Linked DNA regions of Mus musculus: region 2 is linked to region 1. Evidence: chromatin loops called from intact Hi-C (ENCODE). Cell type or tissue: left cerebral cortex. All regions are shown on one strand. Each heading gives the region's core, and the rest is flanking DNA. Links, peaks and the distances in the headings are about the cores only. Region 1 overlaps Scin (scinderin). Region 2 holds the start of Scin (scinderin).

The links. A loop is a pair of places that touch in the nucleus more often than their neighbours do. Peaks named below come from ENCODE experiments on the same cell type or tissue, not always from the same donor. Only the 100,000 strongest peaks of a DNase experiment are listed, where the experiment ranks them.
Region 2: a loop joins it to region 1, with 4 times the contacts of the local background. A loop is called at or near these places in 2 of 42 quality-filtered maps.

Annotation. Positions count from the first base shown.
Region 1 is chr12:40,081,067-40,083,867 of GRCm38, reverse strand. Scin (scinderin) reads left to right here. Exons shown (of 16, transcript NM_001146196.1): 6 at 2,094-2,226. Among named protein-coding and RNA genes, the nearest start is that of Arl4aos, 44 kb to the right of the region's middle. In left cerebral cortex, for the core only: a CTCF peak has its summit at 1,211 (motif pointing left); a DNase peak (open chromatin) is centred at 1,238.
Region 2 is chr12:40,133,349-40,136,149 of GRCm38, reverse strand. Scin (scinderin) reads left to right here and starts at 1,922. Exons shown (of 16, transcript NM_001146196.1): 1 at 1,922-2,240. The coding sequence starts at 2,042. In left cerebral cortex, for the core only: CTCF peaks have their summits at 1,039 and 1,239; no DNase peak of the experiment used is centred there; H3K4me3 peaks cover 762 bases.

The DNA.
Region 1 (2,801 bases), core at 188-2,687:
GCAAAAACAAAAACAAAGTTACTGTTTGTTATATTTTGATATAGTACACCTGATAAAAACGTTTCCTTTGTGGAATAAAACATTTTGTGGGCTTTTTCTTATAAATTCTTGGTAAGATTGTAAAATCTTCATCTTCCTTAGAATATCCTTTTAGTGCAAAAAGGGCTTTCTTTGTTCCAGGAAGGTGAACTCTCAAATCAGTCAGCTTGAAGGAAACAGGGTAGAGCCAGCCTTGGGTCAGGTGCTGGCTGACCTAGCGCCCAGTGGCTCCTGCTGTGAATGACTGGGTATGGTGCATTTCTCTGAGGCGTTGTTTTCTGAAAGGGAGGGAAGAAGGTATGGAAAGACACGGGAGGAAGTGGTTTTATTCAAGGTGATTATTCAAGTTTCTTCCAGCGACAGAATTTTGAATTTACTCTCATGAAAGCAACAAAAGTCACACAACACAGCAGAGGAAACTGAAGGCAAGAGTCTCCAAATGTCTTTCTCTTTCTCTTACAACTTTCTAAGGAAGTGATTTGGAGCAGATAGTATCTACCTGAACAACTTAGTGACTTTCTTCTTTTCAACAGGAAGAAACTGTACTTGGTGGCTTTTAGGGAACTTCCTTCTCCTTTTCCTCTTTCTCCTCCCCCTTCCCCTCCTTCTCTTCCTCCTCCTCCTCCTCCTCCTCCTCCTCCTCCTCCTCCTCCTCCTCCTCCTCCTTCTCCTCCTCCTCCTCCTCCTCCGCCTCTTCTTCTTTTGAGACAGGGTTTCTCTATGGTCTATGTCGTCCTGGATATCCTGACACTCACTACGCAGGCCAGAGTGACTTTGAACTTAGAGAGTTTCCTGACTGCCTCCTGAGTGCCAGGATTAAAGGCATGCACCACCACACCTGGCTCCTTTCAGGAACCAAGTTCATTGCTCTGAATGAAGATAGATTATTAATTTGTGTAACATTAACTTCCTTTTTATAATGATGACGTGGCTTCTTTTCTTCTTAGGTGATAAAGGAAAATGTGATTATCATATCTGCTAAATACTGATAATTTTAACACAATTCTCCCAGAGATTGTTAACTAAATAGTGTGGTTTCATTACTCTTTACAGTCTAACAAATGTCACTTATTCCCCACAATCAATCAAACCTCTTTTCTCTCTCGGACAGCATTATGTATGAAAGAAATAGTTTAACATAGGGAAATATTAATCTTAAACCACAGCTCCCTCTAGTGGAGATGTAGTATAGTGTACAATGTGGGGCCAATAAGATTGGAAAGCCAAATCACTGTGGGCACTTTCTGAATATATAGAGTGCAAACTTCCCTTGTTGATGCAAAACTGGGCTACTGATTGGAGTTGGGTCTGGAACCTTCATATTTAACAAATAAGCAGCTGATCCGCTGGCAACCCACAAGCTGACCTTTGGAAACCAGTGCATTGAGATGGTGCATAAAAATCACCTTCAACTTTGTATGACCACCTTCAAAATTTCCTTAAAAGCTCCATCTCCATTGTGACGGAAAACAATTGACCTTGATAGTCGATCAACATAGAGCTAAATTTCTGGACTTAGATTGAAAACTATTTGCAGCCATTAGCTACACTGTACAGACGCTTTCTCCAGGGTACTGACTGCCGTTTGATAAGGACCCAGTGACTGAAGTTAAACAAACTTACACTCAGCCTTTTGTGTGCATATAAGGAGTGTAGGATTGTCACCTGCTTGAAAAGTTTGCTCTAAATTTTAAAATAAATGATTATGGAATAAAGAACTCAAAGAATTTAGTAAACAGTAGCATTGTGATAGCCCTTACACAGTACGATTATAACCATGATTTTCTGATGTATTACAGACAGTGTCAAAGTTTAACCTTCCATTAGCAGTTTTCTGCCTTTAAAGATCTTTCTACAAAAGTGCTTGGGGTGCAATTGGGCCCAGGGATGCTTTGCCTCTGTCTTGAATCAGCTCTGCTATATAAACTCTGTGAGGCTCATGTTCTCGAAGCATAGTCTCCCTACATCTGCAGAGTGTGTAACTAACACTGTAACGCAATTTTAGAGTGATTCTTCCCAAAATGAAATCATGGAGTTCAAGTCTTTTCTGTTAGGTTTCAGATGCAAGTGGGTCCATGAAAGTAACACTGGTGGCTGAAGAAAACCCGTTCTCCATGGGAATGTTGCTTTCTGAAGAATGCTTCATTTTGGACCATGGTGCTGCAAAACAAATTTTTGTATGGAAAGGTAAGAGATGCCATTTCTATGGTTGAGGTATTTCAGATCTGATGTTCTCTTCCTAGGAGGTGAAAGAAAACATCCTGATTTTAAAGAAAAGCATCTCTCCTGAGAAATGGTTTGTAAGTCTCTCAGCTGGTGCAGCTGGTAGGCGAATGTTTGGAACCATTCAGCAAGGGTTAGGGAGCTAAGGAAAGCATTTGAAGCAGGGCGGTGGTGGGTCATGGCGCACGCCTTTAATCCCAGCACTTGGGAGACAGAGGCAGGTGGATTTCTGAGTTTGGGGCAAACCTGGTCTACAAAGTGAGTGCTAGGACAGCCAGGGCTACACAGAGAAAACCCTGTCTCAGGGTGGGGGGTGGGGGGGGGAAGTATTCGAGCATCAGAAATATACATTGTCAAATATACTGTCAATTACTGTGATAGTAAATGCATTTAATATGTCAGGGAATGTTGCCATTCTCCCATTGCTATATTCAAATTAAATTATTTCGGTATGCAGGGACTAACCATCTAGGCCTTACTTAGATTCTGAGATTAGACGAGGCTTAAGCATGCTCAGGGTGGTGTGGCCACATACAATG
Region 2 (2,801 bases), core at 11-2,510, 52 kb before region 1:
CTCACACACTTACTCTGTGTGTGTGTATGTGTGTGTGTGTGTGTGTGTGTGTGTGTGTGTGTGTGTCTGTGTGTCTGTGTGCATGCATGTGTGTGTGCTGTTGCCAGGTAAAATGTTATCAGGAGGCATACTTCCCTGGAGTACTTCCTGGAGACTTTATGAATCTCTCCTGATTTTAAGATACACACACGCATACAATAGGGCTGGGGTATGGCTCAGTTAGTAGAGCTTGCTTGAAGTCCTGGGCTTGATCCCTAGCACCAGATAAACTTGGGCTGTGGTAGTATACCCTTGTAACTCATTATCTGAGAGGCAGAATGTTCTAGCTCATCCTCAGCTAAATGTTGAGTTCAAGGTGAGTGTGGGCTACATGTGCTACATGCGAACCTGTCTAACAAACAAACAACAACTCAAAAACAAATCCCACAGCAATATCAATCCTCATGAGATATACGTATACAATACAGATGCAGGTTAGTGTTTAAATCTATCCATACTACATTACGAATATTTTTGTTGATTAACAATGTCTTTTGGAAAATTACAAACTGGCAACCTTTGGGGAAGGGAGTGGGGTAGTTGTGTGAAATGTAAAGGAATTTCTATTGTCATTTTGTTTTGTTTTGGCTTGGTTTTGGTCTTGAAAAAGAATGTCACAATGTAGCACTGGCCAGCCTAGAGCCCTCAAAGTACGTCCTTCCTCAGCGGGGATTACAGGCGAGCACACTGCACTGTTGAACAGATTTTATGCCACTAAATTTTTAAACACTTCAAGCATTGCTTATTTTAAAAAGGTCACTAAAGAGAGCATCTAAGTGTGCCTTTACTATTAATGGCTTGCTAGGGAGTTCTGCAATTTGGGGACCAAGTGGAACAACTCTCTAATGTTTCTAATGTGCAGTTTCTGATTTGCGTTTTCAATAACAGAACTCCTTACCACATCAGTTTCTGAATGCAATGAAGTGAATGCAAATCGTTCTTTAGTGAGCAAAACAAAGAAATATGAGTGAACCAATGAGAAGTGAGTGCCTTAAAATCAGATAATTAAAAATGCAGGTCAGGGGGCTGGTGAGATGGCTCAGTGGGTAAGAGCACCCGACTGCTCTTCCGAAGGTCTGGAGTTCAAATCCCAGCAACCACATGGTGGCTCACAACCATCCGTAACGAGATCTGGCGCCCTCTTCTGGAGTGTCTGAAGACAGCTACAGTGTACTTAGATATAATAAATAAATAAATCTTTAAAAAAAAAAAATGCAGGTCAGTTTAAAATCACAGTCATGGACAGCCCAGTACAGAGCGTCCCTGGAGGGCGGCTGATGTGTTTTTGCAGAGATTTTCTTGGCTAAGGCAGGCAGGTGGCACCTTACCACAGTTCCCAGGCGCCAGGGGACTTGCCGATCTCTGACGCTAGTAGCCAGAGAATTTGTCTGATTTTTATCTTTTCTAGAAAACCTGACGTACCTTTGTACATGGAGTTTCCAAACTTATCTAAAGAGAAACCTTGTGGCCACCAGGAGTGGGAGGCTGTTAGGGAAGCCAACTATGCTCGACTTTTAGAGGACCGCGCATGGGAAAGTGATACAGCCAGTTACTCCGACGTGCTGTGGTCCTCAAAGCCAGACGTGTTTTGCGAGTGGATGATTCTAGTTCTTAATGCTCTTTCTCCTCACCCTGGCATCAGAGGGTGAACACCAGCAGGGAAGGAACTGGGGTGACAGGGACCAGTGTGGACCCGCCCGAGTTGATCCGAGCAAAATCTATCTGTTGCAACGTAAAATAACAATTATAATATTTATTTACATTTTTTTTTTTTTTGGAGGGAGGCATTTACTAGAGTTTTGGTTAACTTGGTCCAAACTGGGATTCAGGTTCCCGCCCGGGTTCGGGCGTGGCTGTTGGCTTCCCTTCCAGCCCCGCCTCCGCTTCTGGCGAGCCGCTTTAAAGCCGGGAGAGCAGGTTCGCGGTCACCGGTCATCGGGCTCTTCCTTGGGCTCAGGGCACGGATCAAGTCCTCGGCTCGCTCGGCCAGCATCGCGGCACCATGGCGCAGGAGCTGCAGCACCCCGAGTTCGCGCGCGCAGGCCAGCAGGCTGGGCTGCAGGTGTGGAGGGTCGAGAAGCTGGAACTGGTACCGGTGCCCCAGGGTGCCTATGGTGACTTTTACGTCGGAGACGCCTACCTGGTGCTGCACACCACCAAGTCCAGCAGGGGCTTCTCCTACCGCCTGCATTTCTGGCTGGGTAAGCAGTGAGCAGCACAGGGCAGCGGTGGGCCCAAGGTCTGTACACCATCCTGTCACCTGGGCGGGCTAGGTGACACACAGCCAGCACCCTCTCCTAACCCCAGGTCAGCTCCTGGCGAGCTGTAAACTCCGGAGATGCGAGTCATCCAGGACTCATCAGTCTTGACCAAACCACTTCTTGGAGGGTCATACTCATTCCTCCGGGGTTTTCCACTTTAACTCAAACCCCAGTGCGTTCCTGGGCGACTGCCTGCCTGTGAGAAACCCGGGTGCTGGCCAAATACTGAGCACCCTCCGGCAAGTTCAGTCCTGGTTTTTCAGGCAGGGTGGGGATGAAATCAAACTTGTTTGTGGATATCTGCCTCAGCTTGGAGCGAAAACTCCCGCTCCCAGCAGCAAACTTTTATTTATTTGTATTTGTTGCCTTGGGGCTCCGGCTTAGATTTCCCTGCTATCGGTGACTACTTACGTACGTAGCTCCAAAACCAAGATTATCCTCGCACAACAGGGCTTGCCTGTTTGGGAAAAGATACGGCAATCATTTTTTTTTTCCAATTGC